Linked DNA regions of Mus musculus: region 2 is linked to region 1. The links are chromatin loops, found by intact Hi-C in ENCODE. Cell type or tissue: left cerebral cortex. All regions are shown on one strand. Links, peaks and the distances in the headings refer to the core of each region. The heading gives the core; the rest is flanking DNA. Region 1 has its middle 110 kb from the start of Zfp120. Region 2 has its middle 16 kb from the start of Cst10.

Region 1 (16,933 bases), core at 5,766-10,765:
AAAAGATGTGTAAGGCATATGTACTTAGATCTGATTAAATCTGATCCCATTAATAATGCCCTTATGAAATATGCATGTGGGAAAGCTATTTTTACATTCGACAAGGAAACTGAGGCACTCGAAGTTCAGGTGTGGATTCTACACCACAATACTGCTTCTCTTCTCACAAAGGAGCAATACAGACCCCCAAAGGCTGCTGCCCACATATGCAAATATCAGCACAGCTACAAAAGGGAAAGACCCAGTTCAAATGTTCAGCCAAGGGCATCCAGCCCCTGCTGCTCATCAGTTCCCCAGAGCTGCTGTCAGCCTTTTAGAGATTCTGGCGGCTGCTACCAGGGAACTGGAGAAACTGCTGTACTGAGAAAAATGTGCGCTTGAAAGAAGAAACCTCTTCTTGGAAGAATTTTGGTTCACAACACAGCTGTGCCGACCTTCCTTTCATCTCCAGAAAGTCACATAGGTGCATGGTACTTCCCTGAGGTTCCTGCTGCAGGGTAGGACTCAATGTCTACAATGGCTGTGGTTGCAGCAGTAGTTCCCATTACCTACTCTAGTGAGCTGGAAAAATATTGATGACACGAGAAAACCAAGCAGGGTTGGGAAGGTCAATTCTTGTGTTAGAGACATGTTAGGAGGGGGAGGAAAGAAAAGAAAAATGAAGCCCTGGGTAGCTGCCCCTGCAGCTCCCTTTATGGATTTGGTTCCAGTGGTTTGCTTGAGAGACAATCCCAGGAAGCACAGGGGAAGTGGTGTGAGGCCCCAAAAGGGCTGAAGCTAGGAGAGGCTGCCTGTAAAATCAGGCAATGGCCATGAATAGATGAGGTTTACCTCACCAGGGACCCTGAGGGCCTATAGGCCACACCCCCAAGACCCACTGTAGGAAGGTGGGGCAGTTGTCCACCGCTCTTGGCTAGAGCAGCTCCCTGGGTCTTGCTGGCTTAATTGTGTGTCTGGCTGTCCTTCATCATTTGCAGAGACAGGGTAGGAAGGGGTAGAAATGAGGGACTCATCAGCCTTTTCAGAATAAGAGCCCAAGGAGTACAGCAGGATTGGCTTCTTTTTCTCGGAGAAGCCTGGACAGGAAACAAACATGGTTTAACATATTGCTTCATTTTTCTAGCTTTAATCTCACTAACACCCATTTGAAAGAGTGAGCAGAAGATGGCATCTCTTTTCCCTGCCCCCACCCCTTACCATCATATTTGGAGGGCCGGGAGACATCACAGATAGGCAGAGGCCAGAGCCAGACTAATGAGACCTGGAGGTGTCACGGATGCTGAACACACACCAGACCTCAGAACCATTTTTTGGAATCCTTTGCCACTTCTTGGTGCCATGACAGCACCCAGCTTCCACTCTCTGGGAACAGAGGCTGCCAAGCCGACTCCTTTCTGTGGAGCTTTTAAAGAACACATTTTTTTAAAACTTCCTACCTATCTTTCTCCTTTACTGTGAGCCCAAGACTGTACAATTGCAAGAGTTTAAACAATATACACTGATAAGTAAAAACCACCATAGGCAACGACAGTTCATTAACATAACCCACATACTTGAAGGTGTGGAGGAAGCCCTGGGAGAGTGAAGTCCTAAGTGAATGTACATTGTTGACTTGGGCACAGCCATAACAAAGACCAAGGCATTGGACCCATGGCAAATTGGCAAAGCTATCCTTACATGGGCCATGCCTAAAGTTTTAAAACCTTCTTTTCCTCTAGTCTAACTACAAGTTTTACAGACAATTGATCAGTGTGTACAAACACTAGCAACTGAATCTTCTTCCTTCTCCTATATGTTAACTGTCTGAGACTGGTTGTCTACAGAGACTAGACATTCCTGCCCCAGTGCTGTACAAAATAAACATGCTGAGGTTGGGGGTATGTTAGTAGGTGCCACTCCATCCAACTTCATACGCCCAACCTGACCCCAGCTTTTCTGTATGTATGTATGCCTGTCCTTTCTTTATTCTTTTGTCACCCTTCATCAAAATTTCAGGACCCAAGCCATGCAGAATATAGCAGCTTATGTTCCTTGGAGCCACTGCCTGCCCCACCCACCCTCCATGAGAGCTACTGGTCATTATTCTTATGCTTATTTCTGTAATAAGAAAGCTATATGAACAAGTCATGGGAAGTAAGCCAGAAAGGAGCTCTCCTCTATGGAATGGTACCTCTAAAGGTATTCCAGAGTACCACATGACCAGTATTAGAGACTATGTAGGCTTTTGAGTCTGGCGTTCCACAACCTACCTTCAAAATGCTTCCAGATCATTGCTGGCAACAACATTTATCCGTTTTCAATGCTGAGTAGTGCTCCAGTTTGTGGCTATAGAATGTTTATCCACTCACCAACTAAGCCAGTTTGAGTTATTTTTAGTTTGGGGCAAGTGTGTTCAAGGTTAGGCAAATGCCAGTAGTGGATTACTAACACTGTTCTATTTTCCAACTTTTCCCTGTCTCATGTCTTCATTTCCTACTTGTGCTTCTTGAGACTACTGTGTCCAAAGATCTTTTCTTAAGTAAGAATTGGAAGACCCACCATAATACTTTATGACCATTACATAAAGTGAAACTCAAGTGATATAGGACACCATGTAGCAGTGTGAACACTGAGGGACAGGTGCAGATAAATCATGTATAAAACCCAAATATGTTATTTCCTGAGGAGGGGGAAGCTTCTGGGTTTGAGCCAACACTAGTTGTCAGTGCAACCTGACCATTTTGCATAGAAAATTTCCCCCAAACTTTAGACTTCTGGTGGAGAATGAGTGGCCCATTCCTTCTATGCTACAATGACATTTTCTTTTGTTATTTTAAAAATTCCATAAATTTAAAAATATGAAAATCCTTTAAAGTTATTGTTTCAAAGATACAATTAACAGTTGTGCTCAGATACTTCAAATAGGTCTGGTACAAAAAGGGAATTTGAGTTTTACACTAGCAAGTGAATCATAGACCTATTACATCCCCTCTCTAGATAAAGGGACACAGCCATTTTTAACGTCTGTATCTTGTCCTTCCTTCCACACTTTCTAACATTGTCATATTCCATTAAAAGAGGAAAGACATAATGTTGTGGTTTTGTTTTGTTGATGTGATAAAAATACTGAAAATAAGAATATCTTGGTGAGCAGAGGATTTATTTGGTTTATAATTTAGGGCAGTTGTGGCAGGAATTCAAGCAGAATTAGAGACAAGCACCATAGAAGAAAGCTACTTACTTGCTCTCTTCTTATGACATGTACATCTAGCTTTGTTATGCAATCTAAGATCACTGGTTCAGCAGTGATACCACCTCCAGTGGGCTGGGCCCTCCACACATCAGTAAGCTAACAATAAAATACCCCTCAGACAAATTAACAAGCCAATCTGATCAAGCCAGTGTCCCACTGAAACTGTCTTGGGTAATTCTGGCCTGTATCATGCTCACAAATGAAGTTCTTCATTGAAGGGGACTGAGGCTTCTGGATGGAGCCCCCCCCCCGCCCCCCCACCCCACCCCCACTAATGCCTGCATTCACAGAAACAGGTTTCTATATATGGCAGCAGAGATGCAGCAAGATTTAGACCACATAGGCCCAATGTAGACTGAGTGCCAATTTAAAAAGGCTCTGTGATCTTCAGGTCCAAGATGATTCAAAGATACCAAGAAAGAAGTGCAGATACTGTTAAGCAAATGAAACTAGGCTATGGCATTCCCTTCACACACACATTCAAAGTGCTGGGCATGCGAGTTCATAGATTTCATGACTAAGAAAACACATTAGGAGCTTGTAGCCAGTCAAAGGTTTGCCATTGAAGTAGAGCTGAGGAATATATAGAAAATCTAGTCCCTTGGAAACAGCAGAATGTAATAAATCAGTGTCTATGAAATAAGTGCCAACTGTGCCTATGTTGGACACCATTTCCAACATCTTCCACGGTGGTTCTCTCAACAAAGACAGAATGAACCCATTTCTAGAGGACATCAAAATAAGACAGAGCTGGAGAGGTCAATGTGATGGGAAGCAGCAGTCAGAAGAGTGAGACAACCGTATGAGGAAAGGAGGCTCTTCTAGGCATGGAGGAGTTAGGTAGACAGAATGACAATCATGAAGGTGACTGGCTTGGGGAGCAGATGTTTGACTGGAGGAAAAAAATCCCCCAGTGTAGCTCCAGTGAAACACTTAAAATGTCTTGGGAAAGTTAATAAACATTCTTAGTGCTGCTGACAAGGTTGGCCACGTGTGCTCCATGTTACACAGACTGGCCCTAATTTTTTTTCTGTGTTCCTTGTGGATTGAACATCCTTGTGGATTTTCCATCAACTGGGGCAGAATCACTGATCCAAGCCTTGGTCTTGGGAGACCTACAGATCATGCTATATGAGGTTTCTGCCTTGGATTAGGAAATTGTAGGGCAGGGAAAAGGTCCATGCAAGATGAGAAGAAACCAAGGTCGCAGACCGTGGTTGTCCTGAGGGAAAGGCTGATCTGTGTTTGTCAGAGAAGTGCCCTGGAAATCTTCTTTATGCTCTGTTTCCACCTGCTCAGTCTACAGGCTGGGCAGTAAGAGCAAAAGGAATTATTGACGCTGTAAATTTAAGGAAATGAAGCATTGCAGAAGATAATTTTCTTTTTGATCCCTAGCCAGACTTCTTTTGAAAAGCTGCTATAAATCCAGTGTCCCTGAGAAGCGTCATCTGTCCTCTCTCCCTGAAACCTCTGTGACTGCACTGGCTGCCCAGAGAGACTACTTGTGGCCTCTTGAGTGCCAGGCACCCCTCTAGTCCAGTGATTTTATTTGTCCAAACACATGTCAAGTACTGCTTGCCTTTCCTCACTCCCTGTTTTGTTTTTCTGGACCAATTTCCACTAATTTTTGAGTTTCATTAAAAACTCCTTCCACAACTTACTCAATTGACAACACCATGGTCAACACCAGAATGGCTTTCCACTGGTAATATGTGGATGCAGTAAGAGGGTGCTCCAATGACTGTGGTATAAATGGAGCACATGCCACCTCAATGAACATCATCTCATTTTCCTTCTAAATTCTATCAAAACCAAGCATACAAAATTTACAACAGTCATGGCAACTGATGGGTTTGATATGTTTGGATAATAAGAGAAGTGAAACACACGGGTTCTTGGAAAGTGCATCCATCCATCCATCAATCCATCCATCCATCCATCCATCCATCTATCCATCCATCTGTGCATCCATCTGTCCATCTACTCACAAATTGATTTTAATATAACATTTTATTAATTCTTTAATATGATGTACTTTGATCATATTTGCCCTCACTCACTCCTTCCAGATCTACCCATCTCTTACAACCCCAATTTCATATCTCATTCACTTGAAGTGATACTTTTACCAAACAGAACAGAGAGGCTGGCATGACCAGGTACTGTGCTAAGAAAACTATACCAGAGAGGAAAAAGAAGAATGGAGGGATGGAGGAAACCTCTCTCTCTCTCTCTCTCTCTCTCTCTCTCTCTCTCTCTCTCTCTCTTTCTCTCTCTGTGTGTGTGTGTATACATGTGTGTTAGCACTATGAATTATTTAGTAATAATAATATAATAAAGCAAACATGAATTGCTATCTAGAAATGAGGATGCATTTGCCATAAGAGACACGTAGAGTGATGTTTCCTAGATGAGCATTTTTTTAAATCTCTCAGAAGTCCTTAGCAATGGCAGGTACTCTGACCACAGGGATTCTCTATTATGCGCCCAAAGCAAGACAGTAAGAGGAGGGTGAGCAGTATCAGATGCTAAAGGTGGCATGCATCCCCATGTAGAATCAGTTCTTCAAGCTCACCATTTCCATTTGTTCCTTCATCCTGTGGATCCTGTGATGGAACAAAGCCCCAGGATATGATATGATGGAAGAATCCTTACCTGATTGTACACATTGAGATTTCTCTAGGTTTTTTTTGTTTTTGTTTTGTTGTTGTTGTTGTTGTTGTTGTTTTGGTTTTTTTTTTTTTTTAGCTTGCCAAAGAAGGGGAGCACTTTCTGGAACACTTATTTAACTTCATTCCTCTTCCTTTTTTGGGGGGGGGGGTGGAATATCCCTAGCACAGTGCCACAAACAACTGCCATCCTTGGAGGAAGATAGTTCATAATTCCTGTCAGGTAAGAAAGACACAGGGTTACCAAAGATTGGACAAAAGGTTAGAGTGCTGGAAAGGAGACCCAGAAACACATCCAGAAGTCAGGTATGGAGGACTTGGTACAACAGGTAAGGAAAAGGAATTCAGGATAAAACTCAAAAGGGAAATGGAAGAAGGGGCCAGGGCTGCTTGCAGGGACAGACTTTGCTGAAGGCATGTGAAGAAATGATTCTTGCCAGGACATTTGGGGTGAAAAAAAGCTACCTGTCAACAAAGACATAATATATTGGGCTCTTTAATGAATATACATAACCTTTTGTATTTGGGATTGTGGACCTTTAAGATCCTTTGGCTCTAGCAGCTAGTATTGTCTCAATTGAGATGGGCTCAAGACAGCCACAGAGATTCCTTTGAAGTTTTCTACAAGAATTCTGCTTCCAGAGCCTAGTCATGGCACAATTAAAGCATATGCCTTGCTACAAAAACAAACTCTAAGCTTACAGTTCTCAGCCCCAGGCTCAAAATGCTTTCTCTAGCCCCAAGCCACAGACATATGGACATGCAACAGTCCAACCCTAGAGATCTAGCCTCTCTACATGAGTATCCAACCATATGTTGCCTTAATCTTAGATATTAGGGCTAACAGACCTACATGGCTTCATGGAACAAACTCTGAAAACAATACAGTAAGCCTCTGTGCCTTTAATGAGGAGGACAAGAACAGAAGGACAATAACTTCACTCACAGAGGCTTGCCACCCCACAGATGTTACTTGATGTACATCGTAGCCAAGAATACCTTCCCTACTACAACAGCTGGTGCAGAAATACTGCACATCTGTGTTGATGCCTGAGTCATCCGTATGTGGTGGCACAAGTCAATAGGATTCACTTCTACGTGGTTCCCCCTACTGTGGTAAGGGAAAGTGTTTGGCTAAGGTGTCTTGACTGAAATCTACTCCACTAAGGCATGGTCCCTAACTTTCTCCCCTCCCACCAGTACCACCACCAGCAGCAGCAGCAGCAGCAGCAACTTTTAAGGGTAAGTAAAGAGAAGCATGCCTCTACTACAGCAACCTTTATATATAAGGCCCAACATTAGAAGCGTATGATATAGGTTAGGATCCAATTCTGCTCCAAAATGGGGAATACTGGCTCATCAACCCAACTGTTCTGTGTGGCCTGAGGGAAATACACACCAATTCCAAATTTACCTGAAAACAGACTCATATCTTACTTTCTTGGCACATTTTTGAGACACTAGATGACACAAAGCACAACTCAACTTAATACACTGGCATAAAACTACCCAATACCATAAACCTCTTTGCCAGACCTGAAGCCTGGACAGTCAAAAACAAGCTTGTATGAGCTCTCTGAGCCTATTTTTCTTCTTCCTTTTTATTTAGTTCCTTCTGCCCTCACCTTACCTGGCAGTGTTTCAAGGTACAGATGTGGCAGAAACTGGGAACAAAGCTTACCAGACGACTCATTCTCATCATGGTTCATAGTCATGGAGACCTCCAGTGACTTTTGGAATGTGGCAGGAGGAAAAGATGCCAAGATTGCTTGTGGTAACTGCTATGGGTACCCAGGGCTCACAGCACAGTCACGCACTGCCTGAATTAGACCTGGACATACGGAGCTAATGTGGAAGACAGAGGCCTGTGACCATAGCAACCCTCACCAGGAGCCCCATTTGAGGATGATTAAGACACATTTGCATTAATTAAGCATCCACATGTCTGTGTTGTCCAGGCAGGACAAAGGTCTACAGAGCCTCTCTCTAGCCTTTGTTGCCCTCTACTGGGCTTCAGGAAAGTCTGCTATATACAGGAAATCTAGCCCAGCAGGCAGATTTCTGACTCTGCTCCTTGAATACTCCCAGCTGTCTTTGTGAGCAGTCAGCACTTTGCATGCATATCATCTGTAATACTGTCCAACTGCTGCTTTACCTTCAAACTCACTAGGGGCTCATCATGTAGCTGTCTAACCTCCAACACCACAAACCACTCCTCTGTTTGAACTCTATCATCTGTTGTGGAAAAGGCAGAGTGAGTCACAATTTGTGACATGCAAGGACATGTGACGTTCTGCAACTAGGAACAAAAATTAACTAAAAAAACAAAACAAAACAAAACAAAACAAAACACACAAAAAAAAACCCAAAACAAAACCAAACAAATCAGGTCTCAGAGACATCTTCCAAACAATTGTGAGCTTGGTGTTTGCAGGGAAGTGAACTGGGTGCCAGGGAGAGAAGAAGATACCAAGGAAGGAGGTAGGTCCCTGCCAGCTGAGCCTGGCTTTCCCAGAAGAACCTTACACTCCAACACAAGTTTATCCCTGAAAGTCACCTTTGGCTCCAACAGAGCAAGTCTTACTGGAAGAAGTGGGTTCAGAGATGTGAATACTTAAGTGCAGAAAGGAACACTCTACCATGAAGAACACAAGATGGACTAGATCCTAGGCACAGGGAAGCCCCCCTCTAGGCCCCCAGACTATAGCTTCCCCTCATAAACATCATCTTACTATGTATCCATGCCACAAAAGAACTCTAACACCCTGTTAGCCTCCTTGGCATGGCATGATCTGGTGTTTCCTAAAGATAATACTCAGTCTTCCAGTGCCATTTATGAGTCTAGGGAATACAGGAAGCTATTCCAAGGCTGGGTGGACTGAGTGACAGCAACTTTTATTTGTATATCTTCCCAAATTCATGATCTATGCTTTCCTTTAGGGATAATGCATAAGAGCAACCCCTTAACAGCCTAGCATCCTGAAATGGAGTTCCAGACCCTCATGCCATCCTCCCAGGCAGGTAGTTTGAGTAGTGAGAGCTCATCATGACATAATCAGAGATGTCTAGAATGCCCTGTTAGTACTGACCAGGTGGACAACATAACAACTACTCCCAGCCTCTTCCTCTGGATTTCTGTAGTGTTTGTTTTCAGAAAGTTACTACAGGCTTCCAGAAGGGAGACCAACCCTCGTGGAAGTCTGACTTCCAGAAGGAAGAAGTCCCCCAAGGTATAGAGTCAGAAAAGTCCTGCAGGGGTCAGAGCTACACTCATAGGTGTTGGTCTTTGGCACAGGAAGTCCTTTGGCTAAGGGAAGAAGGTAAAAGGCACAACAACCCTTGCTGGGGCTCAGCCTTTTTGATACAGCCTGATGAAAGATCCTCTTAACTTTTATGTTGCTGATTCTTCAGTTTGTTGCCATTGGCTGAATGATCCAATCTTCTTTACCTACTACTGGAAACTCCAATTACCACTCATGTCTTGGACATGAAGAAAGTCAATGGGTCATAGACCCTCCATGAACCTTGCAATAACTTAGCTTCTTGGGGAACCTTCTTCCTTGCGATTTTCCCCAATCCCAGCATTCTACTGTCACAGGGTATGTCCCTATGTGTCCAACTGGTATTAGCCCTGATGTCACCTTCACCAAAGAATGTTGCCAATCACAACCTTTAAAGGCAGCTGACCAAGGTATATCTACCCCTGTGTTATCACATTGCAATTCTCTGCTGTCCCTGGAAAAGGCTGTCTGTGTCTCCTGAACTCAAGTGGAGTGTATAACATGACCATCCAACCTATCAGCATACACGGCTTATGGACCTTTTGCTGGGCACTCGGCTTCTTGGGGTCAGGGATACCACAAGACAACACTACAATCTGTTCTGGATACAAACCTCTGACCTTCTTAGTCATGAGTGTTGTAAATATCCTTGACTAAATCAGGGTTTGGGGTGGGTTATCATGCAGTCACAATATCTAAAACAACCTATGCTTCCCAAGGATATTTTTTGCTTATTATACAGCCTGTGGACCATGAGTTTGATAGAATTGTTGTTAATAATAACTAGAGGTGATATGGCAGTTCACTACTCTTTGGATCTTTGGCTTTGTGTGTGTGTGTGTGTGTGTGTGTGTGTGTGTGTGTGTGTGTGTGTATACTAAAACATTCATTGTGATCCTTTCATTATAGAGCACTCTTCTGGCATATTTTTGGCAAGCTAGGTTTTCAGATAAAAAAAAAAAGATTTTCTGTTCAGCTAGTTTCCCAACAAACCATGGCTTAGGAGAAAGACTATGGTTTTTCTGGGTCTGGAAACTTGGTTCTCAAGTGGTTATAAGTACATTATCAGTTCTGTTGCAGAACACCCTGACCATAGCAGAACTGGACAACACTGTGTTATCAGATACAGTATTACCATTAAGAAGGTAAGATGTCGAGTCCATTATACATTTAACAAAAGAGCCTTGGGTTTCATACCTATAAAGCAGACCTTACCCGAGAGTGCTCATTCTAGTGATTTCCTGAACAAAGAAAAACCAAGGAAACAAAATCTGGCATTCAGAATCGCAGAGTCCATTATGGGACCCGCAAAGAACTTTTTAGCAAGACCATGTCACTCACTTGCATGGAACAATTTCTGAAGGCTAAGAGACCCAGAGAAAAGGAGAACTACCCCCTTGACTCTATTTGTTACTGGCCAGAGCTCGTCCATAGTTTATTCTTTCTGAATGGACACAATGCCTCCTAAAACATAAAGCAGGTGTTTTACATAATGGATCCAAGTAACAGAGGTTAAATGCAAATAAAATGTTTTTTGTAAGTAATTAGTTGTCCTTAATTGTACAATGATATACAAATAGGTCATTTTTCAATTTTTTCTGTATCTTTAGTTTTCACTATCTTCCACTGTACTAAAATAACATTTAACATATACACATTAATAGTTAAATTAAGTGAATAATTCAAACAATAAAGGCATTAAAATTGATTTGAGCTATTGAAAAGTCACCCATCTACGGAACTCTGTATCACAGTCATTAACTCTTCTCTCTATGTTTACTGCTGGTTTGGGGTACATGTAGGAGAATCAGGATGTTAAAGGGCCTGCTGACTCTACAGAGATTCATTTACTATACACAGCCAGATTTCCCTTTCTTTTCCAAGGTACTCTAAGAACATCTGCTCCCCTACAAAGATTAACTGGAAAGACCTCATCCGTATTTCATAGTTGAATCACATTAAAATATTTAAACAAGTAATTAATGAAAGCTTCCAGGTTAATGGAAATGAAAACTGGATTTGTCTCATCAGAGACAGTTTATACCCAGACAACCTTTGAGAGCTCTGTGCTGCAGAGGTCTGGACCCCACTGTAGTGCAAAGTCACTTCCCCCCTCCCCTGCCTCCCTGTCTCATTGTCCTCTAGATTATTAGTACACTGGCAACTCTCACTAAAAGTCTCTTCTACTTTAGATGTAGTATGAATCACAGACCCCCTCCAACAGCATCAAGACTTTAGGGACTGAGGTGTAAGCTAGAAAATTTCCAATTCAGCAAACAGCCATTGCAATTGTCTGTTAAGTATGAAGTACTTCACCTTTTAGCACACACAATGCCCATCTACCGCATAAAAGTGATGCTGTTCACTAATTTTAATACAATAGCCATACCCAGGCTGAGAGACATGGCAGCAGCCTCCTGCCACTCACCCCTTCACTGGCTGCTGCAGCCACCACTGCAGCCCCCCTTCCACCCCACCCAGTTTGGTGTTATGATAAAACACCATGAGCAAAGAGTTTACTTAGCTGACAGTTCCATGTCATCATAGCCCATCATTGAGACAATCAAGGCAAGAACTCTAGGACAGAAGCTTAAGGTGGAAACTGAAGCGGAAAACATGGAGGAAAAACAACTTACTGGCGTACTCAGTTTGTTTTCGTATGTTTTCTAGGCATGTCACTGCTCAGAGTGTTCTGGATCCTCCTTTACCAAGCATTAGTTAAGGAAATACTCCCACAGACCTGCCATGGGCCAATCTGATGGAAGCAGCTCCTCAAATGATGTCCCCTTCTTTCAGGCATCTCTAGTTTGTGTCCAGTTGGAAGAAATCAATCAGTACACATGCTCTCCTAAACAAGTTACCCAGCATCCTTCAGATTCAACAATAAAGGGGCTGACCACAGATTGAAGATATAAAACAGTATACTGGAACCAGAGGTATGACCATCCACCCAGGCCTCTCACCACCTATTCCTACCTTGGTGTTTATTCATCTGTCCTTAGCCCAAGGTCCATAGGAAATTATGATACCCAAGAGCTCATTAGAAGAGTATTGGATCTTGGTAATTACTGGAGAACTGCATTCTGAAGTCATGTTCATTAGAACATTTTAAAAGAAACAGTTCACTAAAAGTTCAAGAACTCTCATTGTCATGCGAGCTGCTGAATTGACAATTCTGTTAGTCATTTTTTAATAGATGAGGAATTTAATTCTTTGGAAACTATGACAATTTCTGCTAAATCTCGACAGCTGTGGCCTTTTTTTTTTTTTTTTTTTTTTTTTTAACAGCTGTGGATCTTAATCATCATTTTCACTTCAGAAGTTCCACTCCAGGCCCAATTTTAATATTATTTCATCATTAAAGTATTAGTTAGCGGCCATTGGCAGAAAGAGAACTAAAGCCACTAAATTCAGGTATTTATTGCTACCTGCAGACTGACGACAAGACCTGGACTTGCCACACCCAGCCTCACGCCTGCCCTAGCTGCAGACTCCACACAGTTGAGCCTCAGGCAGCAGCACAGTTGACATCAGTGACTGACTTTTCAAAGTTGCTTCTGATGTTTGCATCTGACTAGCTGATAAGAAATAGCCCCTGGAATACTACTTTAATGTCTTCTATAACTATTTTGTCTATTTTCTATTTTAAAATAAGAGCATGGTAAAAAATTATTCAGAGTGCTCATTATAAAAATGTAACAATTTAGCTTCCTCACACCCCACATGCCTGAGTAGCAACCCAAGGCCTCCAGAGGGAGTCATTTCTCCCCTGCCCACAGCATAGATGGTCATGCACCAGGTGGCACACATGCACATGTGTACACAGTCTTTACCCACTGTAGTGCAGCAGAAGGGGCTATTAACCACAGTGCTCCAACCTCCTCTCACAGCAGCAGTACCTTCTAGAAGATACCATGCTACCCTGTTCCTGTAAATGTCTACTAGCATCCCATCCAATGCTTTTTTAATATAACCTGAACAAATTCTCCATCTATCATGTGGCCTTTGAGCTGCTTAGATTTCTGGTACCTGATGGAATCAGGTTTATTGGTTTATACCATTCCAGGAAACCATCCAATCCATATATATTTTCAGATGTAATTAAAACTAAGTAGATATTCTTTTGAGCTTGTATTTGACATTTCTTTGGTTTATTCACATTGTCATTTTTCATTGTCCTTTCATTGTGCCATTGGTTTTTATAAAGTGTGTGTTCAGTGCATACACACAACATATGTAACTTTGCTCATGGATGCACATGCAGGCAAATGCACACACACACACACACACACACACACACACACACACACCTGATAGTGAACTCTGGAGATTACTGTGTGCATGGAACACAGGCAGCACCTGTGCAAAAGTGACCTTCTGTGCACACTCATATCTTCAAGTTAGTTCAGGAGGCATTTCCTACTTACAGTTTCCCGTTACCACTTTCTCCAGGTTTGCCTTCATAGCACTCAGGTTCTTGGGCTTCTTTTTCCAAGGCTGATCTTATCTTTTTACTCACACATTGAACTCATGTTTGCTTTTCCTGACCTTTGTGTCAAAATGCCATTTAAAGTTAGAAATTGTATATCAGCAAGAATACAGTTTCAGTTACATGACGTCACTTTTACTGCTTTCTCTTTCTTTTGGAGTTAGTTTTGCCACATCATAGTAATACAATGTGATTCTTGATTAAAAACAAAAAAAGGAAAAGGAAATGGAAATCAAGAAATGTGCTTTATCAAATGAAAGCAGGGCTCTCACAGCTGGTTTTGAGTTGTTTTGAGCACTGTCAGCCCAGATGAGAAATATGTTTATATGTGTGTGTGTGTATGTGTATGTGTGTGAATAAAAACATAATACACTTAAATCTGTGTTTTCTACTCATTTAGTTATTAATAACTTAATTATTTTTACTTTCCATGTATTTTGAGTTAAGTTTGCTATTATCATTATAACTTCTGGAAATAATAGTCATATCATGGATTTTAGTATTTCTACCTTCCTTAATATCTGCAATTAAAAATGCAAATTTCCCTCTAGACACAGTTTTGGCTACAACTCAGATTTTAATATGTTATAGATTTTTAATTTCAAGATATTTCTTGATTACTACTGTTACCCCCCCCCCCCCCATTCCTAAGAGCTGTTTCTCAGTATGCTGATTTATCTCCAGATGTTTGGGGGATATTCGAGGACTTGGTTGGTGGATATCACCTGATATCACCTACTGCACCCTGGATGCTCTCAGTCCTTTGACACTTGCAGAGAAATACGTCCTGCAGAGGTTAGCTCGTGGTGTCTGGCATCAGTTGTCTCAAGTTTCTTGATTTTGTTTAATCAATACTTGAAAGAAGCATTTTAAAGTTGCTCACAGGACTGTGGTGTTAGATATTTCACCATTTACTTCTGTCCCATTTACATTTGGAACTAATATAGTGAATTTATATCAACAGGTGTATATAAATTTAGAGTTATTACACATAATTTAGAATTAAGGCCTTTTAGTTATTATTATTATTTTTTGCATCTACTAACCTATTCCTCCCTAGAGATTTTATACAATTCTAAAGCAGAAAAGATGCATCTCAGATAGGCTCAAAGCTCTTGCTCTTTGTGGTCATCATGGTTTAAATAATCATATATTTACATTCATATAAACACTGTACCCATGTAAATACCCCACAAATGACATGTTGCTTAAAGTAAATTAATTTTATTTTATTTCAGTGATGAAAATGGTATTTTTCATACTTCCATAAATTTTCATATTAACACACTTTTGAGTGAGTTTTTCTTTGGCTCAGACTAGCTCTTTTCTTTCTTTCTTTTTTCTTTTTTTTTCTTTATTATTTTATTTATATTATTACATTCCAAATGTTGTTTCCCTTCCTGGTCTCCACTCCACAAACCCCTCTCCCATCCCCCCTCCACTTTGCCCCTAATAGGGTACACTCCCACCCACCAACCCATTCCCAGTGGGGCAACAAGCCCCCCATATGACCATGTGCCTCCTCTCCCATTGATGTCAGATAGGGCAATCCTCTGCTACACATGTAATCAGACCCATGTACCCACCCATGAATACTCTTTGGTTGGTAGTATAGTCCCTGGGACCTCTGAGGTGTCCAGTTATTTCATATTGTTGTTCTTCCTATGGGGTTGAAATCCTCTTCACCTCCTTCAGTTCTTCCCTCGCTCTTACACTGAGGTCCCTGGGCTCAGTCCAACAGATGGCTCTGAGTGTCAGCACCTGTCTTAGTTAGGTGCTGGCAGAGACTTTTATTGGACAGCCCTACTGGTTTCCTGTCTGCAAGCAGTTCTTGGCATCAGCATTAGTGTCAAGGTTTGGTGTCTGTGGATGGGTTGGATCCCAAAGCGTTGCAGTCTCTGGATGACCTTTCCTTCAGTCTCTGCTCCATTTTGTGTCCCTGCATTTCCTTTAAACAGGAACAATTCTGGGTTAAAATTTTTGAGATGGGTGAGTGACCCCTTCCCACAACTGGACACAATGCCCATGTACCAGGAGTGGTTTCTTCAGGTTCTCTCTCCCCTTTGTTGGGAATTTTAGCTAATGTTATCCCAATTGGGTCCTAGGAGCCTCTCACATCTCTGGCATCTGGAACTTTCTAGTGATTCCCCCCATTACACCCCCCCCCACACACACACACACTGCTACATGTTTCTATTTATTCACCTGGCCCTCTGGACTCCTCTCGTGTTTCTTACCATATCTGAACCTGTCCCCAATTTCCCCTGCCTTCTCTCCCACTCAGGATGCTCCCTCCCTCTGCCTCTAGTGATTATTTTATTCCCCCTTCTAAATGAAATTGAAGCATCAACACTTTGGCCTTTTTTTCTTGTTAAGCTTCATGTGGTCTGTGAGTTGTATCATGGGTATTCTGAGCTTTTGGGCTAATGTCCACTTGTCAATGAATACATACCATGTTTGTCCTTTGGGGTCTGGATAACCTCACTCAGGATATTTTCTAGTTCCACCCATTTGCTTGCAAAATTTGTGAAGTCATCCTTTTTAATAGATATGTAGTATTCCATTGTGTAAATGTACCACGTTTGCTGTATCCACTTTCCTGTTGAGGGCAATCTGGGTTGTTTGGGCTTCTGGCTATTATAAATAAGGTTGCTATGAACATGGTGGAGCACATGTCCATGTTATATGTTGGAGCTTCTTTCAGGTATATGCCCAGGAGAGGTATAGGTAGATCTTCAAATAGAATTATTTCCAATGTTCTGAGGAACCACCAGATTGATTTCGAGAGTGGTTGTACTGGCTTGCAACCACTTTGTTTGTTGTTAGAGGCAGAATTGTGTGTGAAATTCTTTCCTTTGGAGTTTGTTGTAAGATGATGATTGTCTTTTTTCTTTTTCCTTTGGTATAGTTATTCGTCTTGTGTTGACGTTTTCCTTCTAGAATCTTATGTAGGGCTTGATTGGTAAATATATATTGTTTAAATTTGTTTTTTCATGGAATATTTTGGTTTCTCCATCTATGATGATTGAGAGTTTTGCTTGGTATAGCAGCCTGGACTAGTGTTTGTGTTCTTTTAGGATCTTCATGACACCTGTCCAGGATCTTCTGGCTTTCAGAGTCTCCATTTAGAAGTCTGGTGTAATTCTGATAGGTCTGCCTTTATATATTACTTGGTCTTTTTTTCCCTAATAGCTTTTAATGTTCTTTCTTTGTTCTGTGCATTTAATGTTTTGATTATTGTGTGATGGGAGGATTTTTCTTT
Region 2 (16,933 bases), core at 7,512-12,511, 600 kb before region 1:
GACCCCTTCAGTTCCTTAGGTACTTTCTCTAACTCCTTCATTGGGGACCCTGCGCTCCATCCAATAGATGACTGTGAGCATCGACTTCTGTATTTTCCAGGCACTGGCATAGCCTCACACGAGACAGCTATATCAGGGTCCTAAGGATGAGTCTTAAACTCAGTGTCTGGTTATTTTCTGGAAAGCAAACAAAATATTGGAGAAAACCTCTGATGGAAAGGAACACAGCCTTGTGGGATACTGTGTCAGAGTTTAAGTAAACAGAGGCAGTTCATATACCTATGGCTCCAATATAGGCAAAAGACAGACATGCAGGTCCTGATCTTAGAAACTGTACTTCTGATCTGCAACTTGAGAGTTGTGATCATTTATTCCTGAAGATAAAAGTTATAAATATGCTCACATGCTAATATACATATTCATATATCATGTGAACATGTACAACTTTATAGCTTATGTGTATCTTAACATATACAGGGATAAGAAATGAGGACTCTATGAGGACATTTTAAACATTCGACTTGTTAATGGTATGAAACCTTTTACCAATTGAAACATTTTCGTTGGAGAAATCAGGAGGAAATAATTTTTTAAATTTGAAAATTATAATTTTAACATTATGGATATGTACATTTGAGGGTGTATTTTACATTGATCTTTGGTATTTATTTTCAAAGGCATGCATGTAAAACAGGACTCTCATAGAAATAGAATGCTATTTGTGAAACACCATTTTAATCTTTATAATTTTCATTCCAACCTGCCAACTACACAAAGATCCTTATCTGATAAGGTTTAACCTTTCACTTAATAAAAATATTTGGTTTTATTTTCATATTTCTTTGGGTGTTTTTGTCTGCATGTATATTTGTACACTACTATGTACAGTACCTGCAGAGACTGAGTGAGAGTGTTGGGTCTCCCAGAACTGGAGTTACAGAAAGCTGTGAGCTTCCATGAAAGTATTGGGAATGAACACCTGACCTCTGGAAGAATAGCTAGTGTGCCTAATCACTGAGCACTCTCTTTAGTCCCTTCCAATTTGGTTTTAGTGGATGATTTTTAGAGACCAAACTCTCTTTTGGGAGATTTTTTTTTCTAATCTGAAATGTGCACAAGGGACAGCAACATTTATCTTATAAATATCTATCATTTTTAACAATAGAATTGCATGATAAAAATTTAAATATTCATTTTCATACTGTATCCTAAAATAACTTCTCTCTTTGTCACTGTCACAGCACCACATCTATCTAGAGCAGAAACTGAGAGTTTTCTAGAGAACATGAAGTTGAAAATTGACTGTTCCATAATATTTCCTCCTCCTTCTCATCTTCTATTTACTGTCAATTTTAATTTAATTTACTTTTGGCAGTAACGCAAATTGAACATAGGGCCCCTTATATGTTCTAACAAGGAAGCTATAGCTTCAGAATGTTATTTAAGTATTATTTATTTTCCATTGTTAGTTAGACTGATATGAACTTTTTCGGTAGGCTCAGTGAACCTCAAATGGGAAATCTTCTTTCCTCAGCCTTTGAAGCAGATGGAAATATAGCCCTGTGTACCACCAGACCTCGGAGCATTTTCCTTTTTCTTGATAATCAAAGCCCATTAGTGCTAGAGAACTTGTAGGAAGGTAAACCCCACTGTCCTTCTCAATACCTTTCTCACAAAACACCCTGTTCCTGTCTCCAGTGCCATAGAGAAACCACAGAGATCCTGGGCCCATCTAGTGGGCATTGTTTGTTTTCACTCTCTCTACTTCTCAAGGCAGAGAGGGAGAAAGCATTGATTACATAAGAGAATAAAATTTAGTTAAAACTGGATGTTTAGTTAAAACTGTATTAAAAGGACATATTGGTCCTGGTATAATAGCAGAAAATAATAAGAAAACTCCATAAAAATTTAACTTTAGTCAAAGAAAAAGAAATAGGACCTTTTGTAGGAATGACATGAGCATAAACTATATTAAAGCAAAACAAAGCAACTACTACCTAATAAATACAGGCATCCCTATCAGACATACCTCTAAAGGAAAACTATTTTCAAAATAGTGTATCTGGCTAAATGTCTAAAGACCTTTTTTTATGATTTTTCCCTAAGAATATGTTGGACTAGGTGCTATGAATCACTTGGGAGGGTGTTTAAATATGCAGACAATGAGACAAGTCCTTGATCAATCTTTCAATCCCTAGAAGCTGGAGGTTAATCCTAAACACATGTACACACAAGTAACACTAAGTGGATTCACTAGGTTTTATACAACACACAACAACAACAACAATGACAACGACAAGGACAATGACAAAACAACAATTAAAAAAGCAGTCACTAAATTGTGAGGAAATATGAGGGGACTTGGGAATAAAGGGATGAAAGGGAAAGAAAGAGATGAAATTATTTAAGTATGGTACTCATAAATGAACATCTTAAAAAATTTAAATAACAAAAAAGTAAGCCAGCATATGTGTATAGATTATAATGCAAATGGTCCACTATTTTACACAGGATCTTAAGCATGGTGTCCTTTGAGGTCCTATGTTGACCCTTTGTGTAAACCAAAAGATGTCTATATGCTGTTTACAAGTGTTGCTGAGTTTTTTCTTTCATCCCCGGGGATTCAGAGCTTAACCTTTCCTCCAACATTTGTCTCTTATCACAATACTAATATAGATCTGATATACTCAGTTTGAACACTGAGTCCTATCAGAGTCTGTGCTGGATATTCAGGGATGTCCTTGAAGCCTTTGGTGGATTCTACCTGTGACTCAGCCACAGGAACTGTCAGCTGTATTTTGTTCTTTATTTCAAGACTGATCTCTTGTTGATTTTCTCAAAGAACCAACTCCTCATTTGGTTAATTCTTTGAATAGTTCGTCTTGTTTCCACTTGGTTGATTTCACCCCTGAGTTTGATTATTTCCTGCCATCTACTCCTCTTGGGTGAATTTTCTTCCTTTTTGTCTAGAGCTTTTAGATGTGTTGTCAAGCTGCTAGTGTGTGCTCTCTCCAGTTTCTTCTTGGAGGCACTCAGAGCTATGAGTTTCCCTCTTAGAAATGCTTTCATTGTGTCCCACAGGTTTGGGTATGTTGTGGCTTCATTTTCATTAAACTCTAAAAAGTCTTTAATTTCTTTCTTTATTCCATCCTTGACCAAGGTATCATTGAGAAGAGTGTTATTCAGTTTCCATGTGAAAGTTGGCTTTCCATTATTTATGTTGTTATTGAAGATCAGCCTTAGTCCATGGTGGTCTGATAGGATGCATGGGACAATTTCAATATTTTTGTATCTGTTGAGGCCTGTTTTATGACCAATTATATGGTCAATTTTGGAGAAGAGAAGGTCCCGTGAGGTGCTGAGAAGAAGGTATATCCTTTTGTTTTAGGATAAAATGTTCTGTAGATATCTGTTAAGTCCATTTGTTTCGTAACTTCTGTTAGTTTCACTGTGTTCCTGTTTAGTTTCTGTTTCCACTATCTGTCTATTGATGAAAGTGGTGTGTTGAAGTCTCCCACAATTATTGTGTGAGGTGCAATGTGTGCTTTGAGCTTTACTAAGGTGTCTTTAATGAATGTGGCTGCCCTTGCATTTGGGGCATAGATATTCAGAATTGAGAGTTCCTCTTGGAGGATTTTACCTTTGATGAGTATGAAGTGTCCCTCCTTGTCTTTTTTGATAACTTTGGGTGGGAAGTTGATTTTATTCGATATCAGAATGGATACTCCAGCTTGTTTCTTCAGACCATTTGCTTGGAAAATTGTTTTCCAGCCTTTCACTCTGAGGTAGTGTCTGTCTTTTTCCCTGAGATGGGTTTCCTGTAAGCAGCAGAATGTTGGGGCCTGTTTGTGTAGCCAGTCTGTTAGTCTATGTCTTTTTATTGGGGAATTAAGTCCATTGATATTAAGAGATATTAAGGAAAAGTAATTGTTGCTTCCTATTATTTTTGTTGTTAGAGTTGGCATTCTGTTCTTGTGGCTGTCTTCTTTTTGGTTCGTTGAGGGATTACTTTCTTGCTTTTTCTAGGGCGTGATTTCTGTCCTTGTATTGTTTTTTTTTTTTTTCTGTTATTATCCTTTGAAGGATAAACCCTTAGCTAGACTCACTAGAGGGCACAGGGACAAAATCCTAATTAACAAAATCAGAAATGAAAAGGGAGACATAACAACAGATCCTGAAGAAATCCAAAACACCATCAGAAACTTCTACAAAAGGCTATACTCAACAAAACTGGAAAACCTGAACGAAATGGACAAATTTCTGGACAGATACCAGGTACCAAACTTAAATCAGGATCAGGTTAATGATCTAAACAGTCACATATCCCCTAAAGAAATAGAAGCAGTTATTAAAAGTCTCCCAGCCAAAAAAAGCCCAGGACCAGACGGGTTTAGTGCAGAGTTCTATCAGACCTTCAAAGAAGATCTAATTCCAGTTCTGCACAAACTATTTCACAAAATAGAAGTAGAAGGTACTCTACCCAACTCATTTTATGAAGCCACAATTACTCTGATACCTAAACCACAGAAAGATCCAACAAAGATAGAGAACTTCAGACCAATTTCTCTTATGAATATCGATGCAAAAATCCTCAATAAAATTCTCGCTAACCGAATCCAAGAACACATTAAAGCAATCATCCATCCTGACCAAGTAGGTTTTATTCCAGGGATGCAGGGATGGTTTAATATACGAAAATCCATCAATGTAATCCACTATATAAACAAACTCAAAGACAAAAAACACATGATCATCTCGTTAGATGCAGAAAAAGCATTTGACAAGATCCAACACCCATTCATGATAAAAGTCTTGGAAAGATCAGGAATTCAAGGCCCATACCTAAACATGATAAAAGCAATCTACAGCAAACCAGTAGCCAACATCAAAGTAAATGGAGAGAAGCTGGAAGCAATCCCACTAAAATCAGGGACAAGACAAGGCTGACCACTTTCTCCCTACCTTTTCAACATAGTACTTGAAGTATTAGCCAGAGCAATTCGACAACAAAAGGAGATCAAGGGGATACAAATTGGAAAAGAGGAAGTCAAAATATCACTTTTTGCAGATGATATGATAGTATATATAAGTGACCCTAAAAATTCCACCTGAGAACTCCTAAACCTGATAAACAGCTTCAGTCAAGTAGCTGGATATAAAATTAACTCAAACAAGTCAATGGCCTTTCTCTACACAAAGAATAAACAGGCTGAGAAAGAAATTAGGGAAACAACACCCTTCTCAATAGTCACAAATAATATAAAATATCTCGGCATGACTCTAACTAAGGAAGTGAAAGATCTGTATGATAAAAACTTCAAGTCTCTGAAGAAAGAAATTAAAGAAGATCTCAGAAGATGGAAAGATCTCCCATGCTCATGGATTGGCAGGATCAACATTGTAAAAACGGCTATCTTGCCAAAAGCAATCTACAGATTCAATGCAATCCCCATCAAAAGTCCAACTCAATTCTTTAACGAATTAGAAAGAGCAATCTGCAAATTCATCTGGAATAACAAAAAACCTAGGATAGCAAAAAGTCTTCTCAAGGATAAAAGAACCTCTGGTGGAATCACCATGCCTGACCTAAAGCTTTATTACAGAGCAATTGTGATAAAAACTGCATGGTACTGGTATACTGACAGACAAGTAGACCAATGGAATAGAATTGAAGACCCAGAAATGAACCCACACACCTATGGTCACTTGATCTTCGACAAGGGAGCTAAAACCATCCAGTGGAAGAAAGACAGCATTTTCAACAAATGGTGCTGGCACAACTGGTTGTTATCATGTAGAAGAATGCGAATCGATCCATACCTATCTCCTTGTACTAAGGTCAAATCTAAGTGGATCAAGGAACTTCACATAAAACCAGAGACAGTGAAACTTATAGAGGAGAAAGTGGGGAAAAGCCTTGAAGATATGGGCACATGGGGAAAAATTCCTGAATAGAACAGCAATGGCTTGTGCTGTAAGATTGAGAATTGACAAATGGGACCTCATGAAACTCCAAAGCTTCTGCAAGGCAAAAGACACCGTCAATGAGAAAAAAAAGACCACCAACAGATTGGGAAAGGATCTTTACCTATCCTAAATCAGATAGGGGACTAATATCCAACATGTATAAAGAACGCAAGAAGGTGAACTTCAGAAAATAAAATAACCCCATTAAAAAATGGGGCTCAGAACTGAACAAAGATTTCTCACCTGAGGAATACCGAATGGCAGGGAAGCACCTGAAAAAATGTTCAACATCCTTAATCATCAGGGAAATGCAAATCAGAACAACCCTGAGATTCCACTTCACTCCAGTCAGAATGGTTAAGATAAAAAATTCAGGTGACAGCAGATGCTGGTGAGGATGTGGAGAAAGAGGAACACTCCTCCATTGTTGGTGGGATTGCAGGCTTGTACAATCACTCTGGAAATCAGTCTGGCGGTTCCTCAGAAAATTGGACATAGTACTACCGGAGGATCCAGCAATACCTCTCCTGGGCATATATCCAGAAGATGTCCCAACCGGTAAGAAGGACACATGCTCCACTATGTTCATAACAGCCTTATTTATAATAGCCAGAAGCTGGAAAGAACCCAGATGCCCCTCAACAGAGGAATGGATACAGAAAATGTGGTACATTTACACAATGGAGTACTACTCAGCTATTAAAAAGAATGAATTTATGAAATTCCTAGCCAAATGGATGGACCTGGAGGGCATCATCCCGAGTGAGGTAACACATTCACTAAGGAACTCACACAATATGTACTCACTGATAAGTGGATATTAGCCCAAAACCTAGGATACCCAAGATATAAGATACAATTTGCTAAACACATGAAACTCAAGAAGAATGAAGACTGAAGTGTGGACACTATGCCTCTCCTTAGAATTGGGAACAAAACACCCATGGAAGGAGTTACAGAGACAAAGTTTGGAGCTGAGACGAAAGGATGGACCATCTAGAGACTACCATATCCAGGGATCCAGCCCATAATCAGCTTCCAAACGCTGACACCATTGCATACACTAGCAGGATTTTATCGAAAGGACCCAGATGTAGCTGTCTCTTGTGAGACTGTGCCGGGGCCTAGCAAACACAGAAGTGGATGCTTACAGTCAGCTATTGGATGGATCACAGGGCTCCCAATGGAGGAGCTAGAGAAAGTACCCAAGGAGCTAAAGGGATCTGCAACCCTATAGGTGGAACAACATTATGAACTAACCAGTATCCCGGAGCTCTTGACTCTAGCTGCATATGTATCAAAAGATGGCCTAGTCAGCCATCACTGGAAAGAGAGGCCCATTGGACATGCAAACTTTACATGCCCCAGTACTGGGGAATGCCAGGGCCAAAAAAAATGGGAATGGGTGGGTAGGGAAGTCGGGGGAGTGTATGGGGGACTTTTGGGATAGCATTGGAAATGTAATTGGGAAAAATATGTAATAAAAAATATTAAAAAAAGACTGATCTCTGTGATTGCAACTCCTTAGACCCTTTTCACCTTGAGTTCAGCTGGCATCTTATATCATCCCAGATCATAAAATGGTCTGTCACACCTATATGCAAGACAGTAGAGAAAGCAGTCATGCAAGCATATCCATGAAAGCATTCTGTTTAGTGCTTGTTTCCACATGTATGCTCTTCTACATATGAACAAATGTGACATTGTAGAAAGTGTTCACAGATTTTCTCCTAGGCATTGATTTCCAACTGCAACTGGAACTTAATTTATTCTGTTTCTAACTTGACCTGAGGGTTTTATATTTTATTTGGAGACAGATTCCCAAGCAGTAAAAACATTTACACACAAAAGCATCTCTCTCTCTCTCTCTCTCTCTCTCTCTCTCTCTCTCTCTCTCTCTCTCTCTCTCTCTCTCTCTCTGTCTCTCTGTCTCTCTCTCTCCCTCCCCCCCCCCGGCACTGTGAACACTAGATTAGATTGAGAAACAATAGAATACAACACTTACAACAATGGCTGCAGACAGGTAGGGAAGGCCAGAACTGTACCTCATTTTGGGACTCTGAAACACCTGGGGAGAGTGACTTGCTGCCCTTCTCCAGTAATGCACAGTTTAATCTATGGAGAGGTTCTATATCCACTAGTTCTTTTTCAGCTTCAATCAGGCTCTAAAGTCAGCATAACTTCGTATGCTTGGACCCATGGTGGCTCCTCTGCCCACTTGCTTCTTGCCACCCTTCCACCCTGTAAGGGTCACATGTCTTTTTATGCAGCCAAAGAGAATAGGAGATTGACTCTAAGAAGCCAAATAAAAGCCCAGCTATTGTAGTAAAAAGAATGATTTAACTCCTTCTCCTCAACGACAAACTAGGTAGTATAACACAACCATCCATATCCCAAAAGCAAGATAAGCAAAAGGAGGAGTGAGAAGAGTTGGAGGAGTTGGACAGGAAGTGGGTGTTAGAGGAAAAAGATGAGGAGAAGTAGGAAAGCAATATTTGAGGAAGGACTTCTTTCCTGTAGGTAACTACTTACTAACCACAGCAGCTCTTCCCCCAGTTCTGATGATTCTTGAAATTTATTTTTTTTGTCTTCAATGACATAATGTGTTACTGTCATAGCTCCGTTAGTACTATAACCAGCTTTCTGGGTAAATCATTGTATCAATTGCATTACAATATTTTAGGTCAGAAGGTAAATCTGACCCCTGTACCTTTTTGAATGACTTTTTATCATGGGTCAGTGTGGAGGGCACTTCACGAACTCAAAAGGATTGTTTAAGCAAAATTCGTGATCTCTCTTCAGAGAATAGAAAGCCAGTTCTGATGATAACGATGACACACAGACATACATGAAGAGAAAACACTCATGCCCGTAAATTTTTTGGAAAAAAAAAATTAAGAAAGTAAAGAACTGAGAAAGCTTCCAGAGTACTAGTTGCTGGGTGGTCTCTGATTTGGAGATGAGTTGATGTCCATTAAGTTCACTGTTCCTCTGAAGAGAACTGGCCATTCCAAGTGACTGGAAAATGGGCAGATAACCTTGGAGACGAAGGAAGCAATGTTTGTTTACGTTAGCATCTTACCATCCCTCCATAATGAGAAATGTTTCAGAGAAACGGCAGGTGACATGGTAGGAGTGTTTCTAAAGAAAAGAAATTATCAGGGAGTTCTGGAGCAGAGGGAGGGAAAACTGCTGTCTGGTGTTTTGCATGAGATAAGTTAATTTCAATAACGATGTTGATAATAAAAATAATAATATCAAGTCTGTAGACTTTAGCTCTCCCAGTCTATCTTAAAACATATTTGCCACAAGCTCAGAAGGAAGCAGCAGTGATTTCAATACCTGTGAAGAAGTTTGTTTATGCCATTGACTGACTGGAAATGTCTAAAGGAACATGTATTGAAGGCACAGTAGACCCAGCAAGGTATACGTATGTTCTATATAGGTTTTAAAACATTCATTTACTTAAAGCCTCAGGTTATGAGAATCTAAATTACTGGCCTTGGAGAAAGATGTTTATATTCATAAGCCCACTGGGTGGCAGCATCCTCACGCTTATTTTAAAGCCTGGCATTGAGGACAGCATGAGGACACTAAGACTAACTTGCATGAGAGAGAGCTTCTTCACCCCTCCCCCCCCCCCCCCGTTCCATCCCCCCCCCCCAACACACACACACACACACACACACACACACACAGAAGTTGTTACTGTCATGCTGGCTCACGTTCCTGTTTCAGTGAGTTTCTGATGGTGACATTCTCTTATAAGATTTTTTTTAGAGCCATCTGACAAAACCTTACTCTAGAGAACTCATTCTTCTCTCCCAAAACCCAGCACATAGAAGTGTTGACCTAAAACCTCTTCACATTTATGATCTGTTTTGAGAGATTTAAGGTGAGGTAGGTATCAAAATTATAATGTCACTATAATTAAAAACATCATATAGAAGAGTAGTAAGGAAAATTAAGATAAATCATATCTTAGAATCAATGCACAAAATATAAGTTCAGTCATCAACCTGAGGGGAATTGGTAGAATTAAAAGGTTCATATGCTCAGGTGGGTAATCTTGAGATCTTAAACTGTCTTAAGTCATCATTAATAAGGTCAATAAAAAGCACAAATTTTTAAAAATCAAATTTTAATCTTAGGGTGTGACTTGAGTAAATAACAAGTTAAAATGACCACCCAGGTCCCAAATCTGTGAATTTGTAACTCTTCACACACTCAACAGGGTTTCTTTAAAGCAAAACAGAACAACAAAACAAAAATCTTAAAAGATCTTCTTTTTTTAATGATCCTCAAAATTCCAAAGAAATAACAACTGCTAAGCCTGACTATAGATTCTCACACGCCCCCAAAGAACAGAACTTCCAGCAGCTACTGCTCTCCTAGAATCTTCACAGGTACACATGAACAGGTAGGTATAGACACAGTGAAGACAAGAGACTCACTCTTGTTTCTGGAAAACAACAACCTGAATATGCCTGCCATGTTACCATGACATCACATAGATGTATTGGAGGCATGTCAGGAGGTTTGACTCTAACATGTTCCCCTGAGCTGAGGGATATTGTTTGAGTATTCACTGGAGCATGGGGCAGGTACAGTAAGAAAGAACTGATGGTCTGACTTCTGTGGTTCTCTTAAATAGCAAAATTGATAATTTCACTTGCTGAGCTAACATATAAGGGTACCTTCTCAGAAGACCCTGGATTCAGACCGGTCTGCAGAGAATGAGTTACTGTGCATTGTGCCTTAACAGAGCAAAGACACAGTTTCTATCTTTGATTAAAGGAAGGGGTAAGGGGTATCTGAAATCATGTACCCTGCATGCAGCCCAGACAGAAAGACTGTGAAAGAAACATCTTCTCTGGTTTTGAAAGAAAGGTACTCCTCTGCCTTGAGTTTCTCCCAACTCCCCAGCACAAAAACAGAATATTGTGCTATGCAGCACCCTGCTTATTGGGGGCATGAGTTGAGCAAACCCTGATTTATGAAATCTAAGTGTGAGTCTTCCTATTTCATGGATCATGTGATGCTGTCATCAACTTCCTACAGTCAGTAAATTGGCTAATCATAATAAGTCACATGTTGTATAATGTGCTTACTTCAACCTAAACACAAATCAAGAGAGAATACTAAGTCTCTTTTCTGTATGCATTACTACAATAGGTATTTGCAATTGACTCAGAGTAGTGACAGAATGAAGCTGTGTCACAGCATGACATCTTTTGAGCAGCCAGCATCTCACCTTTAGGGCATCTTTGGTGCTCTCCAAATCTGCCACCTACCTCTACATAGACCAGCAAAATAAGCTCCAATTTACAGTATATCCTTTTTCTGAGGGGTACTCTGTGTTACTTATATATGAACCAGGCTCCTACACATTACATACTTGGCTCTTTATCCACATGTACAAGCCAAATACAACTCTGGGCACCAGGCCAGTTGTAAGTTTGGACATGGAATCCATCAAAGCTAGACTTCTCTTTATTTTTTGGAAAGCAAAGTTTAAGTTCCTGAGCAGTGATCCCAACACAGGCAGACCCTAGAATTCCATCAAGCAAGCCTGAAATTGTTACTCTTAAAATCTGGCATCTCCTTCAACATCTGAACAAATAAGAATGTGAATCATAGTCAGAGAATGTTTGAAATAATTCTCATCTTGGGAGAGAGTTTGAAGCATGTGTTCTAGCATTCCTATAGACCTGTCCCAAACCAATATTGAAAATACTGCTTTCAGTCTTATTTTAAGTTGGGTCATTTCTGTTGAAATGTCAGTAAGAGATGGTTATAAAAATAGATTCAAAAGTAACTAAGGAAATGGTTTTTCTCTAGCATCATTGATTATAAAGTAAATTTTGAATTTAACATTTCAAAATCATCGATTTTACTTTTAGCGTGACTGGTACGAGCTCATTTTCTCTGAAAATATTAGACAGAGAAATGAATGTCTGGTTAATATCAATTTATGACTATAAATTTTCTTAATACTTCAAAAGAGATACCTAGTTGTCTGGTTTCCAAAGAAGAATACATGCATGCTTTATCCACATATATCATATCATACACATAACGTTAGGATGATACCTCACTTTTATGCCACTAAATATTGTAATCAGATAAAATTGGAAACAGTTCCCACTGGCTATGATGACAAAGACTGCTTTGGGTAAAGATTCATCTAAGAGCATCATGTTTGGGTACTTGTACCTCTCAAGCTTATTCATAGTCAGGGCCTTCACACAGTTGCCAGGGAAAGGGCAAAACCTGGCACAGTCACACATTAGGTGATGTCATTTCCTCCACAGGATAGTTAGCAAGTATTGGCAAACAGTTGATCTCTGTGTCTAAATAAGTTTGTTTTCTGTATAAATTGTTTTTTGTTTTGTTTTGTTTTGTTTTGTTTTGTTTTGTTTTGTTTTGAAACTGGTGTTTAAGGGAGTGGTGTGAAGCTTGATAGTCCAGATGCAAAGTAATGAGTTGTGGAGAGCCCAGCACATGAAATGAGAAGGTTGTAAGTGTGAGAATAGAGAAATTATGTATCGAGTTTATCGATATAAAAAGAATGCACATGATATAAATAAATACAGATAGGATGCTAAATACAAGACCCACCTATTAGAGAATGCTCAACATCATGCAGAGCAGGAATAAGTTTGTTTCTTCATTATTTTAAATACATTTACTTTTACTCTTCATATTTAAATTGTACTATAAAAAGATAGCTCATTAGCATCTCAGAAAGATGATATTGGACTGCAGAAAGCCCCAACCAGTTGCTCTGGGAACATGGAAATGTGAAAAAAGAAGCCTGTAGAAGCAACTTGAACGTGAACAATATGTCTGCTCTCCTCTCAGTAGAGGCAATGTCCAATGTCTCCAAATCTATCCAAATTATTGTCTAGAAGGCAAACTTAATTCTCAAAACTAAATATTTGCTTCTGATAGCATCTAGAGCAAACTTCTGTTCCTGTGACCTCCCCAAGACAACTTGACACTAGATTAGACCTTCATGGGCTCCCCTGTTGCACTCCACTAAGAATATGAAGATTCTCAGGGCTAGTGTCTTCCTATCAATGGAGGGTGGCAATCCTGATTTTACATACAAGTGTGACCCTAGTGCATCTATCTGAGAGCTGCAACAACCTTGCACTGACACGCTGGGGGGAGGGGCATTGAGTAAAGGGTAGCCCTCAAGCAGCAGGGCACACAGTTTTGGTCATGCATGGAAAGTATGGGACCATCCTGCATTGGGAGATTCAGGCTGCACAGTTCAATGAGAAGGTCATCAATATGTTGGAATATCTGCTGTAAATAATAAGGAAATCTACCTTGAAACACGGTCCTCATGTTCTCCAACTTCAAAATGTACCTATTCTCATGAAACTTCAAAAATTATTTACCAAGTGAATGGGCCACTGGATTTACAGGGTTCCCCCCACCCCCCAGGAAATATATTTGCTGAAGTTAATAGAGCTAAGGCCAAATCTTCAGCCATATACCTCCTGCTCCTAGATAGGTTTCCTTGCATCAGTCGGCACTGGTAGCTGGCTTGGATGTTTACAGCTGCTGTTAACCCCTCTTCCAGACTGATACTACACCATAATGTGTAATTTCCCCAGAGGCTGTGCTAGGCAGCAAAATGAAATCACACATCTGTGAATTTCATTCATTCTTGGGGAAGTAAGGAGGAATCCATCAGCTTTTGCAAGGTGCTAGGAGCTAACACTGATGTGTTAAAATATGCCCCTCTCTATTACTATGGGAAAAACCATTTTGACAAAAAGTTATGTGGTTTTTCTTAGTATATTTCTAGAACATGCCAACACTGTTTCATTAAACATATTTTCTGTTTGTGTGGTGGTTAATTTTCTTCTTAGAAGAAAAGGAGTGAGAAGAATTCTCATCTAGAGTTGGTGGAATTGTGAAGAAGGTGGTGTTAGCTGTAGTTTTTACAAGTTAGAAAGTAAACATTATTCAGTAATTCCAATCTTATGAGTCTGTACCACAGAAATACAACTCTCCGATAATAGAAATATTTTTCTACAGGGCCCCCAATGGAGGAGTTAGAGAAAGTACCCAAGAGCTGAAGGGGTCTGCAACCCTATAGATGGAACAACAATATGAACTAACCAGTAGCCCCAGAACTCATATCTCTAGCTGCATATGTAGCAGAAGATGGCCTATTTGGCCATCATGGGAAAGAGAGGACCCTTACTCTAGCAAACTATGTATGCCAGTACAGGGAAAAGCCAGGGCCAGGAAACAGGAGTGGGTGGGTTGGGGAGCAGGGAAGGGGAAGGGTATAGGGGACTTTTGAGATAGCATTTGAAATGTAAATGAGTTTCATGTGTTTAGTAAATTGTATCTTATATCTTGGGTATTCTAAGTTTCTGGGCTAATATCCACTTATCAGTGAGTACATATTGTGTGAGTTCTTTTGTGATTGGGTTACCTCACTCAGGATGATGCCCTCCAGGTCCATCCATTTGCCAAGGAATTTCATACATTCATTCTTTTTAATAGCTGAGTAGTACTCCATTGTGTAAATGTACCACATTTTCTGTATCCATTCCTCTGTTTACGGGCATCTGGGTTCTTTCTAGATTCTGGCTATTATAAATAAGGCTGCTATGAACATAGTGGAGCATGTGTCCTTCTTACCAGTTGGGGCATCTTCTGGATATATGCCCAGGAGAGGTATTGCGGGATCCTCCGGTAGTACTATGTCCAATTTTCAGAGGAACTGCCAGACTGATTTCCAGAGTGGTTGTACAAGCTTGCAATCCCACCAACAATGGAGGAGTGTTCCTCTTTCTCCACATCCTCTCCAGCATCTGCTGTCACTTGAATTTTTGATCTTACCCATTCTGACTGGTGTGAGGTGGAATCTCAGGGTTGTTTTGACTTGCATTTCCCTGATGATTAAGGATGTTGAACATTTTTTAGTTGTTTCTCAGCCGTTCGGTATTCCTCAGGTGAGAATTCTTTGTTTAGCTGGGAGCCCCATTTTTTAATGGGGTTATTTGATTTTCTGGAGTCCACCTTCTTGAGTTCTTTATGTATATATTGGATATCAGCCCGCTATCTGATTTAGGATAGGTAAAGATCCTTTCACAATCTGTTGGTGGCCTTTTTGTCTTATTGATAGTGTCTTTTGCCTTGCAGAAGCTTTGCAATTTTATCAGGTCCCATTTGTCTATTCTCGATCTTACAGCACAAGCCATTGCTGTTCTATTCAGGAATTTTTCCCCTGTACCCATATCTTCAAGGCTTTTCCCTACTTTCTTCTCTATAAGTTTCAGTGCCTCTGGTTTTATGTGGAGTTCCTTAATCCACTTATTATTGACCTTAGTACAAGGAGTTAGGAAAGGATCAATTCGCATTCTTCTACATGATAACCACCAGTTGTGCCAGCACCATATGTTGAAAATGCTGTCTTTTTTCCACTGGGTGATTTTTGCTCCCTTGTCAAAGATCAAGTGACCATAGGTGTGTGGGTTCATTTCTGGGTCTTCAATTCTATTCCATTGGTCTGTCGCTATACCAGTACCATGCAGTTTTTATCACAATTGCTCTGTAGTACAGCTTTAGGTCAGGCATGGTGATTCCACCAGAGGTTCTTTTATCCTTGAAAAGAGTTTTTGCTATCCTAGGTTTTTTGTTATTCCAGATGAATTTGTAGATTGCCCTTTCTAATTCGTTGAAGAATTGAGTTGGAATTTTGATGGGGATTGCATTGAATCTGTAGATCGTTTTTGACAAGATAGCCAATTTTACTATATTGATCCTGCCAATCCATGAGCATGGGAGATCTTTCCATTTTCTGAGATCTTTCTTCTTTAATTTCTTTCTTCAGAGACATGAAGTTCTTATCATACAGATCTTTCACTTCCTTAGTTAGATTCACGCCAAGGTATTTTATACTATTTGTGACTATTGAGAAGGGTGTTGTTTCCCTAATTTCTTCTCAGCCTGTTTATTCTTTGTGTAGAGAAAGGCCATTGACTTGTTTGGGTTAATTTTATATCCAGCTACTTCACCAAAGCTGTTTATCAGGTTTAGGAGTTCTCTGGTGGAATTTTTAGGGTCACTTACATATACTATCATATGATCTGCAAAAAGTGATATTTTGACTTCTTCCTTTCCAATTTGTATCCCCTTGATCTCCTTTTGTTGTCGAATTGCTCTGTCTAGGACTTCAAGTACAATGTTGAATAGGTAGGGAGAAACTGGGCAGCCTTGTCTAGTCTCTGATTTTAGTGGAATTGCTTCCAGCTTCTCTCCATTTACTTTGATGTTGGCTACTGGTTTGCTGTAGATTGCTTTTATCATGTTTAGGTATGGGCCTTGAATTCCTGATCTTTCCAAGACTTTTATCATGAATGGGTGTTGGATTTTGTCAAATGCTTTCTCCGCATCTAATGAGATGATCATGTGGTTTTTGTCTTTGAGTTTGTTTATATACTGGATTACTTTGATGGATTTCCGTATATTGAACCATCCCTGCATCCCTGGGATAAAACCTACATGGTCAGGATGGATGATTGTTTTGATGTGTTCTTGGATTAGGTTAGCGTGAACTTTATTGAATATTTTTGCATCGATATTTATAAGGGAAATTGGTCTGAAGTTCTCTATTTTTGTTGGGTCTTTTTGTGGTTTAGGTATCAGAGTAATTGTGGCTTCATAGAATGAGTTGGGTAGAGTACCTTTTGCTTCTATTTTGTGGAATAGTTTGTGAAGAACTGGGATTAGATTTTCTTTTAAGGTCTGATAGAACTCTTCACTAAATTCATCTGGTCCTGAGCTTTTTTTGGTTGGGAGACTATTAATGACTGCTTCTATTTCTTTAGGGGATATAGGACTGTTTAGATCATTAACCTGATCTTGATTTAACTTTGGTACCTGGTATCTGTCTAGAAACTTCTCCATTTCATCCAGGTTTTCCAGTTTTGTT

The links. Peaks named below come from ENCODE experiments on the same cell type or tissue, not always from the same donor. Only the 100,000 strongest peaks of a DNase experiment are listed, where the experiment ranks them.
Region 2: it touches region 1 in a loop (10-fold over the local background); 12 of 42 quality-filtered maps call a loop at or near these places.

The regions. Positions count from the first base shown.
Region 1 is chr2:150,016,223-150,033,155 of GRCm38, forward strand. No RefSeq gene overlaps it. Among named protein-coding and RNA genes, the nearest start is that of Zfp120, 110 kb to the right of the region's middle. In left cerebral cortex, for the core only: a CTCF peak has its summit at 7,905 (motif pointing left); a DNase peak (open chromatin) is centred at 7,884.
Region 2 is chr2:149,413,240-149,430,172 of GRCm38, forward strand. No RefSeq gene overlaps it. Among named protein-coding and RNA genes, the nearest start is that of Cst10, 16 kb to the left of the region's middle. In left cerebral cortex, for the core only: a CTCF peak has its summit at 9,485 (motif pointing right); a DNase peak (open chromatin) is centred at 9,516.